Linked DNA regions of Homo sapiens: region 1 is linked to region 2. Evidence: chromatin loops called from intact Hi-C (ENCODE). Cell type or tissue: MCF 10A. All regions are shown on one strand. Links, peaks and the distances in the headings refer to the core of each region. The heading gives the core; the rest is flanking DNA.

Evidence for each region. Peaks named below come from ENCODE experiments on the same cell type or tissue, not always from the same donor. Only the 100,000 strongest peaks of a DNase experiment are listed, where the experiment ranks them.
Region 1: a loop joins it to region 2, with 14 times the contacts of the local background. A loop is called at or near these places in 6 of 110 quality-filtered maps.

What each region holds. Positions count from the first base shown.
Region 1 is chr18:53,862,728-53,868,124 of GRCh38, forward strand. No RefSeq gene overlaps it. Among named protein-coding and RNA genes, the nearest start is that of LINC01917, 280 kb to the left of the region's middle. In MCF 10A, for the core only: a CTCF peak has its summit at 2,218 (motif pointing left); no DNase peak of the experiment used is centred there.
Region 2 is chr18:53,564,800-53,570,196 of GRCh38, forward strand. All of the region lies in intron 2 of LOC124904304, which reads right to left. LINC01919 (long intergenic non-protein coding RNA 1919) reads left to right here and starts at 3,648. Exons shown (of 6, transcript NR_110798.1): 1 at 3,648-3,751. RefSeq lists an enhancer at 1,836-2,692. In MCF 10A, for the core only: a CTCF peak has its summit at 3,366 (motif pointing right); no DNase peak of the experiment used is centred there.

The DNA of each region.
Region 1 (5,397 bases), core at 93-5,092, 300 kb after region 2:
GAAATTCAAGAGTTTGGTTTAGGAAATGTAATATTGAGATACCGTGTAGACATCCAAGTGGAGATATCAATGAGATATTTGATGTTCTGAAAAGAAGACAGAGCCTTTTGTATAATTCTGAAGGATATTTGAAATCTTAGGTTTACATGAAATCACCCGGAAAATAAATTTAATTAAGAAAAGAAGTCCATGGACTAAGCCCTGGGTTATTCTAACATGTCCAGAAGATAACCCAGAAAAAGTGATTAGAAGTGTCTTAATTTGGGTTCCCAAGCAGTAGACCCTGAGGCAAGAATTTGAGTACAAATAGTTTATTTTGGAGGTGGCTCCTGGAAACCCTGGTAGGAGAGTCTGAACTAGAGACAGGAAAGGGAAAACAGCCAATCAAGGGTACAACCAGAGCTGAATTTCACTGGGGAACTCTCCAAACCATTGCACAATGCATGCTTCGAAGTGATCCTTCCAAAGAGAAAGGAAACCAATTGCCATCAGTCTTTAGTTGGAACCTGCTCCCAGGAGACACTACTTCTTTGGTACTTAGAGATTCTCATTTTTCTAGATAAAGTGTGCTTGAATGGCCAGAAGAAGCTCAAAGGTGCATAGCTGAAAATTGGCTTGAACACGCTGAACTGATGATGCCTGAAGAAGTATGGGCAGGGCAGTAGCCTTTTTCACAAGGTGGAATGGTCAAAAAAGATGGGATAAAAGAACAGAAAAAATAACTTCCTGGAAGCCCAGTGAATTACAGGTTATTAATGCAAAATAGATGCCTGCCTTATGCTTGATATTAGGGATGTGCCCTCTACTTGTCCTTTCAGCCAACGATATTCTGTTATATTAATAAGCAGAATTTAAAAAAAAAAAAAAAAAAAAAACCACTGGTATCAAGTCCTGAAAGTAACATTCTCCTTCCACTTTTAAAGCAAGTTTTGTGTAATAGGAGACAGGTGGCTTATAAAGATAAATTGAGCAATATGATAATTAAAGGAGTGGTGCCGAGTGCATGAGCATTTATAACCTTGTGGCAAACAGAAAACCTCATTTTTGGAGGACACCATGGTGGATATAGTGTTTGTATAAAAGACAGTAGCTGAGCAATCATCAATAATGCTTATAATTAAGTACATTATACATTTTATAAAATCAAGGGAATATGCTTATTGGTTTCTGTATCCAGCTTAGATTTCATAAAAACTTAATGACTTCCGAAATAAAACTCCCCAATTTGAAAGGTCCAAAGTCCCATAAATTATGTTCTCTTACTCATTTTACATATTTCTTTTAAAAATATTTTCTTCATTGTATGAAAAATAATTGTTTCTTTTTTAATTCTTAAGTGTGTGCAAGAGAACCAGAGGAAAACATTTATCTGTAGGAAAATAAGTAAATGAGATTTGTTCTTTTGTTCACCTTATGTAAAAAGGTAACCTTTTGTGACTTTTCAATCAGGACACAGCAGATACCAAAGAAATTTGCTGCGCAATTTATGGCCTTTAGCATAACTAGCAGCAAACATATCCTAAAGCACTCTTTCTTAGGCAAATCTTAAAAACATATTCAGCATCTGAGCACCACCATTCTGTGCGTAAAGGATACTACTTTGAAATAACTCTACTGAAACTTGAATTTGCACATTTATTTTGAAGATATTTATCAAGAAAAATAATCATAGCTGATGTTTTGTGGGCTGGACAGTGTTTCCTTGGTTGTTTGCCTTTAAGAACCATTTAAAGGACCAAGGGAAGAAGGAAAATTGAAAAGTAAATTAAATGTCACAAGTGAAGAGCTGTCACCTTAGATTTAATAATGTCATCACGGAAAGTTAAATACCAGGTAATTATGAATATGAAGACGTACAAGAAATCTACTGAATAATTACAGAAACATAACCAGGATTCTCAGAGCTGAGAAGAAATTTGACTTCACCCGAAGAAGTTTCTTATTCATGAAAAAGTCTTGATTTACTGATTTTTAAAAATAATTTCAACTTTTATTTTAAATTCAAGGGGCACATGTGTACCTGCAGAGCTACCTAAAGGACTAGGACTATATACACAGCTTGCCCTTACCAGTCCAACAAATCTAGGTAATGAGAAGTTCCTGGAGTCATAAGGATGGGATTTGGCTCAATTTTACTCAAATGCAATCTATTTTATTTTTTTCCTATGCTTTTAGTACTTTACAGTGGATGTGGCCCACTGTCAATGGTGTATATGACTAGATACCTTGCAGACTGGTTCCCTCTGCAGGCAAACACGTTGTGATTATCTCACGTTGCACAGGGATAATAATTGTCACAGTGTTCGCAGGGATCATTCAAAAATGCACAGCACAGAGACTCATTATTCAACTTCACTCTTCCATACCTATTATGATATACATCATCGGAATGATGACTTTCAGGACGATATTTCAACAGCACATGTCTTTCTCTTGATGTATTGGGTTTCATACCATCGCTTTTAAAGCAACACAGAATTCCTGGTAAGTGCAAACTCATAAATAATATTACAATTAAAAATAAAAGATTACTTAGAAGGTAGCAGCATATTTAGGTGTGACTTTCAAATGATAGATGTGGGGCATTTTTCAAATCTCAGAAAGATCTATTATGTGGACTGTGAGGGAACTGGGGAGATGATGGTTTTTCATACTTTCTATACTTTTTTAATCCTTTCATAGATAAATACACAGAGACAAACTTACACTCAGATTTTAGGAGCATTAAGAACATACATGGATATTTATATTTTGATATGATAAATACGTTTCTCAGGTTGTTAACCTTCCCAAAGTGTCTTTGTTTTTATTGTCAGTTCCCACTCCTCTATCTTCCTCATTTTTCTCCTAATTAGTCATCTGGACAAGAATAAATGGAAGTGTAAGGAATAGGGCAGGAGGAAGTGCGGAACAGCAGTTCTCTCTCAAGTCAATTCTAATGACCACTATTCCAAACTCTACTGAAGATGCCAAGCTAATACAGGATGACAATTCAAAAACTACAGGTACTTCATACAAATGTTCCAGGGACTAACAGACCAGGGACCACCTAACTCACAGAAACCAACGTGGTCCCAAGCAGTAACTAGTTCTTTTTTTCTAATTATTTAACAGATATGTTTTACAATATGTTTATTACAAAGATAGTCCATTTATGTAATTTTTAAAAAGCACAACGTTTAAAAGAGTAGACAGTAAAAACTGAAGCTTCATCTCATCTTAAATCTCCAATTCCACTCCTCAGATGCAGCTATATTTAACACTTTCCTGTGTATTTGCTAGATTGGTACTGCCTAAAGTGAAATGTCATCCAAGCCATATATGTAATTTAAAGTGTTTTAGTAGCAGTATTTTAAAATTGAAAGAAACAGGTGAAATTTCCATTACTTTATTTAACCCAGTATATTCAAAATGTCATCATTTCAACTTGTAATCAAAATAATAACTTATTAATAAGGTATTTTACTTTCCTTTAATACTAAGCCTTGCAAATCCAGTGGGTTCTTTGTTCTATAGCATACCTCAGTTCAGACTAGCCACATTTCAAGGACTTAATAGTCACATGTGGTTATTGGCTACTATATTACATAATACAGTTCTAGATATAATGTGCTTGATTTTTTACACGTATGGGAATAAACTTTACACATTGTTCTGTGCTCTGCTTTAACAAGGTATTATAAAAATTTCAATATTAGCAAATGAAGATATGACTCATTGTTTCTTAACAACTGCATTTTGTATACTGTCTTTTGCTATGATTATTCCTTAAAATACATTATTTGTCACATGTGTGAGAGTACAGATTTATGTGAATTTCTTGGCCTAAGAGTACATGCATTTTAAATTTTTATATTTGATACTAAATTGCCTTCCAAAGTGGTTGGAAAGATTTATGTTCTACCCTGTATTTTCAAACTTTTAAATCCCAGCCAATTGGATAATGTAAAATATGATATTTTGTATCTCCCTGATGTCTAATTATTTTTAATTGATTTATAAGTACTTTCTTTAATATTAACAAAATTTGCCTTTTCTCTGTCAAATGTGTTATAACATTTCCTCTAGTTTGTGGTAGGGCTTTTGACATTGTGTACAGTATTATTTTGTTGAACAGGAGGTTTAAATTTTTATTTAGTCACATTTATCAACCTTTCCTCTATCATTTCTGTATTTCTTACCCACTCTATGGAAAAAATAACTGTTTTCTTATACCACTGTTTTTGTTCTACTTTTATTATTATCTTTGGGATATTTAATTATTATCTTTTGAATACTTAGTTATTATCTTTGGACTTCAGAGCCAGATAATTAAATTAACCATAATTTTTCCTTCATGATATACTTTCACTCCCATGTATGGATGACTTATATTTAGGTATTTAGTTTCAGTAATGTCGAAATCATCAAAACCCAAAAGTTAAAACATTCACAACAAATAACAATTTACCATATGATTCCTCGTATCCTATGCTCCTTACTCCCCAACACCATCAGAAATAATTATTATCCTGAATTCTGGGTTCATCACCTCTTTGCCTAAAATTTCCTTTAAAAATTATTTGTTGTAATATTTGCTGCATTTATTTTGACTAACAAGTAAAAATTGCATATATCTATGCTGTACATCATGCTGCTTTGTTATAGGTATACAGTGTAGAATGATTAAATTAGTAATGAACATATCCCTCACCCCATCTACTTATCTTTTGTATATATGTGAAGATACTAAAACTTATTCTCTTAGCAATTTTCAAGTATACAGCATATGATTACAAACAGTAGTCATCATTATATACAGTAGAGCTTTGGAATTTATTCCTCTTGCCTAACTGAAATTTTGTATCCTTTCTGTTCTGTGGGCTTGACAGTGTTTCCTATTAAACATTGAAATGTGGATGGTCCAAATCAGATTGTGCTATAGGTGAAACTACACACTAGATTTCAAAGACTTAGTATGAGAAAAAGAATGTAAAACATCTCCTTAATAATACTTTATGTTGATTACAGGTTGAAATGTTAATTTTTAGACAAATCAGGTCAAAAAATTATTAAAATTAATTTTACCTGTTCCTTTAATATATATACATATCCTTTTTAGAGAGGGGGAAAAAAAACGCGACAGCCTTACCTAGGCTGGAGTGCAGTGGCATGATCACAGCTCTTTGCAGTCTCAAAGTCCTGGGCTAAAACCATCCTTCCACCTCAGCTTCCAAGTAGCTGGGACTACAGGTACATACTGCCATACTCGGCTAATCTTTTTAAATTTTTTGTAGAAATGGGGTCTCGCCATGTTGCCCAGGCTGGCCTTGAACTCCTGGCCTGAAGCAATCCACCCAAAGATCCTCACTGGCCTCCTCAGCCTCTTAAAACACTGTGATTATAGGTGTGAACCAC
Region 2 (5,397 bases), core at 342-5,341:
GCAAGAACTAGCCCTGTCCAAAGTCCTTCTCAAAACTGCTTTTATATGACCACTTCCTTTATTACTTTCACTTACTCCATTTATTATTTATTTATTAATTTTTGAGATGGAGTCTCACTCTTGTTGCCCAGACTGGAGTGCAATGGTGCTATCTTAGTTAAATGCAACCTCTGCCTCCCGAGTCCAAGCAATTCTCCTGCCTCAGTCTCCCGAGTAGCTGGGATTACAGGCACATGCCACCATGCCTGGCTAATTTTTGTATTTTTAGTGGAGACGAGGTTTCACCATGTTGTGCAGGCTGGTCTCAAACTCATGACTTCAGGTAATCCACCTGATTTGGCATCCCAAAGTGATGGGATTGCAGGCATGAGCCACCATGCCTGGCCTATTTACTCCATTTTTTAAATGTCTTCTTTAGCCCTCTAAGGAGAAAACAAGGGAACCACAGGTCCATGTCAGAAGCTATGGACTTGCCAAGGCTTTTCTACAATGTACATGTGTGGAAAAAAATTGCCAGAGCAGAAACATTCTGCATGTCCACTGACATCAACTCAAACTGTACAAAGTTATCCAAAAATGAAAAATATATTTAAGGGACATATACAATAAATTACAGTTATCTTTTGTAACAGCTGAAAGGTAAGTTACCTCAGGATCAAACAGAATCTAGGATTGAAACGCTGCAAAATTATTTCTACTTTCTGGAAAGGTCAACCTCATACTCTCCTGTGGCAAACTGGCTTCGTTAATGTGCTGGAAAATACAATGGCTGCCAGCTCTCAAACATGACTTCCCACCCATTGTCAGAGAGGGATTGATTTGTATTATCTCTAGATGCCTAAGCTCAAACATTCCAAGCATCAGCTATGATAGGTCCTCCGTGTGTCAGGTGCTTATCCTTGCACCATCAACTATGGTCTAATATGGAGGCTATAAGAGCATGGCACCCAGCATTGTGTTCACCATGGTTGGATTAGAGTTAGGAGGTAAGACACTGGAGTATTTTCCCAAAAAATGCTCTGCTGGTTTCAGAAGGTGGAAGAAGTAGTGAGCAGACAATATTATACAAGTCCCTATAGCACAACAAAATAAAATAAAAAAAATCTTGGAATATAAGCAACTGTTGGAGAAAAGAAGGAAAAAGAGAAGATCACCAATTCCTGAGTGAAATGTGCGGCAGATTCTGATGCATTCAGTTCCTAACAACATTTGTCTTTGTGGGCTACAACCACTGGCCTAGAAAAGAAAACAAGTATCTCTGGAGTCAGCAGGATGAAAGCTGGAAGAACTGACTAAATCAGCGCTTCTCAAGATTCTCCAGGCCATGGATAATGTCGAAGACAAACACTTCTGGCATCATCCAGCACACACATTCTTCAACTGTTCCTATTAAAATACTTCTCTTGAGCAAATGAACACACATAATTCTTTGAACAAAACATAAACAAAAATGTAATTCAGTGGTTGGGTGCGGTGGCTCATGTCTGTAATCCCAACATTTTGAGAGGCTGAAGCGGGAGGATTGCTTGAGGTCAGGAGATCGAGACCAGCCTGGACAACATGATGAAACCCTAGGTCTACTAAAAACACAAAAATTAGCTTGGCATGGTGGTTCAGGCCTGTAATCCCACCTACTTGGGAGGCTGAGGCACGAGAATCACTTGAACCAGGAAGGTGGAGTTTGCAGTGAGCCAAGATTGAGCCACTGCATTCTAGCCTGGACCACAGAGCAAGGCTCTGGCTCAGAAAACAAAAAAGAAAAAAGAGAAAAGAAATGTAATTCAGACACAAAGTAATTTTTAGACATAAAAATTGATACTAGCCTATATAGATATTAATACTTAAGCCTACAGTGGGAGGTCACCATCCATGATCGTGGGTTTACCCAGGCATTCTATAGTCACGACCAGTCATTTTCAGAACAAATTATTAAGTTTCTCTGTAATGTGTCCTTACTCCACACACACAAACACACACACACACACACACACACACAGACACTCTCTCTCTCTCTCTCACATTACCCACTCCCAGGCAAACTAGATGTTTTGAATTGCTAATGGTGCAATTTAAGGCACTGTAGGTGGTATATTATAAGTTCCTTTCAAATATTGCAGGATGGATCTGTTAATGAGGGATTCTTCACAGGTTAAAAGAAGGAATCATTTCTAAAAAGCCCAGAGGAATTCCAGACTTCAAAGCTGCATTTTTCACTCTGTTTATAGTCATTAGGTCCCATGAACAGAAATTTAAAATCATAAGATACCAGGAGATAATGGGGATTTCTAATGACTAAAGGTAAAATGTCTAGACTCTCTTTGTGATGTTATACTGCAATAACTTGAAAATGAGGTAAAACAAAAACAATCATAAAAAATTAAGGTGAAACAAAAGATCACTTAACTTATGAATTTTTAAAGTGTGGGTCCAGGTTAGCTAAGTTTCCCTTTTAACTATGACTTAGGCTTTTGGGGAGCCCCTGCTGAGAAATAGATGTCTTACTAGATATCTCAGAGTTACAACTAAGGTAGAAAGCATTTTGACATAATTATGCATGTTTGTATTTATAAAGAGGTATTTTTTATTATGCTTATTATTTGGTTTTCTCCTAGAGTAGGTCAGAACACTTTCTCAAGCTGTTTTCTTGATGCAAAGATATCCATTGCACATCCAGAGACACACACACACACCATCAGAAAGCAATATCTATGTGGCATCCGGTAATATGGTGTTTTAGTCTGTTTTCTGTTGCTGTAACATAACACCACAAACAGCAATTTATTTTTTTGAAAAATTAAGTGTATTTAGTTCATGGTTGCAGAGGCTGAGAAGTCCCAGCGCATGGTGCTGGCATTTAAAGAAGGCCCTCTTGTTGCATCATAACATGGCAGAGGGGATCATAAGGTGAAAGGGCAAGAGTATGCCATCTCAGCTCCCTCCTCCTCTTCTTATAAAGCCATCAGTCCCACCATGGGAGCCCCACCTTGATGACCTTATCTAATCCTAATTACCTCCCAAAGGCCCTACCTCCAAATACTATCAATGTATGAATTTGGGGATTAAGTTTTCAACACATGAGATCTGGGGTATACATTCAAACTATAGCATATGGTAGTATCTGTCAGCTTCAGTCTTTTAGATTTCCTTTAGGATCACTGCAATCATAAGCATATGCCACAGACATCAGAATTCTCTTTGGGCGTTCTTATTATGTCTCTTGGAATAATTATATATGGCTGCCTCCCTTTTCTCAAAATCACAAGACTTCGTCTCATTAAGTCTGTGGTGAAATTGTTTCCCTGTCAACTGGTAAATGGTTGTAATTACAGCAGAAAACCACCAGATGGCAAAATGGCAAACTCACATGAATCCAGATAATAAAAGGGTCTTCCTTTCTTTGAGGGCTTCCTTCAAAAACCTTGGCCTGCGATGGCCTGGATTGCAGGAGTCCTATGATGTTGGCTAGTCGGTGTAATTGTCGGGCTTTTCCCTTAATCCATTTATGCCTGAGGTTGCAATTTTTTGAATTTTTGCAATTAGACCTTGGCGATGACCTTGAGCAGTAGGATATAAATAACTCCCTTGTGTTTAGCATTCCAGTAATGGAACACTAGCCATAATAAACCGTTCCAAAAATGCGTTCTAATGGCTCTCAAGCAAGGTCCACTTGCAGTGAAATAAACCAGAGGTTTGAATCATGGCTTGATACGAAATTATTGGAAAGAATATGGCGATGACATCCACAATGCCGGTAAATACGTTAGTATTTGGAGGACTCCAAAGGGTGGATCTGAGAGTGGAGAATGAATATACAAATCTCTAGCCTCTGGAATAGCATTATGTAAAGGCTCTGGAAAACATGGTTCCTCAAAAATCCCATTTCCGTGTTAAATCATCCTCTCATCTGGGCATTTGACTTCATAACTAATTTAAGTCCCTCTATTTGCAGTTGAAGCCCCTCTCCTTTCCTCCAGTTAACAGGAGGCTTTGAAAATGAAATATCTTTTAAAATTATTCACAAATATTCTGGTGGGACACCAAGCACACCACTTCCATATCAGATGCATTAACTTACTCATATTTTATGCATATAACTTTATATATCCATTATGAGGCAGAAAAATGATTCTGGAGATCTATGTGAATTACCTATAACTTGAATCACAACCTAAATAATATCACTATTATTCAAGGTTTTTTATTGAATATGTTTTATTTCTGCTTTAAAAGCATATTATATTTGATTTAAATGGAGTAATAAAAAGAGGAGTATTCTGATATAACCCTATAAATCATCAATTTAAAAGTAGATCTTAAGATTTCCTTATTTCCTTAATTTAGCAAGTGATTTCCAAGCTGGTGTATGGAGATAAGTAGTAATATACAAAAATGCTAACATGGGCTAGTGAACCTCTTTCATTATTTGAAAAAGCAGAATAGAAACTGAGCAGTTACCAACAAGAAGCCTCTGTCAGATAAACTAAATTTTTTCTGCTCTGGCATAGAATTATATCAGCTCAATTGAATGTGAAACGATAATGACAATATTAATAATTAATGCTTATAATAACTAATGACAAAGATGATGCTGAGTCATTTAATATTTGCAGTGTTGCCATGAGTCAGGATGTCCTCATATTATACATAATGTAACTGAGGCTAACATGTCTTTTATTCAGCAATTTGCATATGGTTTTAATGTTTCTAACAATTGAGCTTTACTATTATGAGTATTTTTGGAATAACTATCAGAAGCTCTGATAGTCATTGTGTATAAATTTACATAGATTTTGCAGTTTATCATTGCAAACATAACATTTCAGGGTAGTCATAAATATTGGTACATAAAATACATGAGTAAAATTTGAAAATGAATAGCTAATCTGGAAAAGTTTGGAAACCTCTGTTGTAGGCAGTGAAGACACAGCCTTCAACGAAAGAGTGTTGATTGGTGAAACCTTTTCCAAATCTTCATGCTGATTATTGAGCAGGTTAAAATACATATAGCTCTCCATATTACCTTTCATGCATAACAAGAATGGAAAAACCATAGACCCTCATAATAAGGGGCTCAGAATAGTAAGGATCCAACTCATGTTAGATATCATGGGGGGAGGCAGGGAATGGCTTCTCTTTTCTCATTCTCTTCAGCTTTTTCTTTTTCGTTCTGATTTTGAAGATGTTTTCTTCAACTCATCTTCCACATATTCTTTTTAAAGGTTTTCTGCTAGGATCTTTCAAACTCTGAAATATCTTCTCAGTTTCTGAATGTTCATTTTTACAGTATTTTGATTTTATACGTGCTGTATGCTCTTTTGCCTTCTAAGATATAAATATACATTTTGTTGAAATTTTCTTCTGTTTGCTGCACTTCCTTGATTATTAATTATTTGAGGC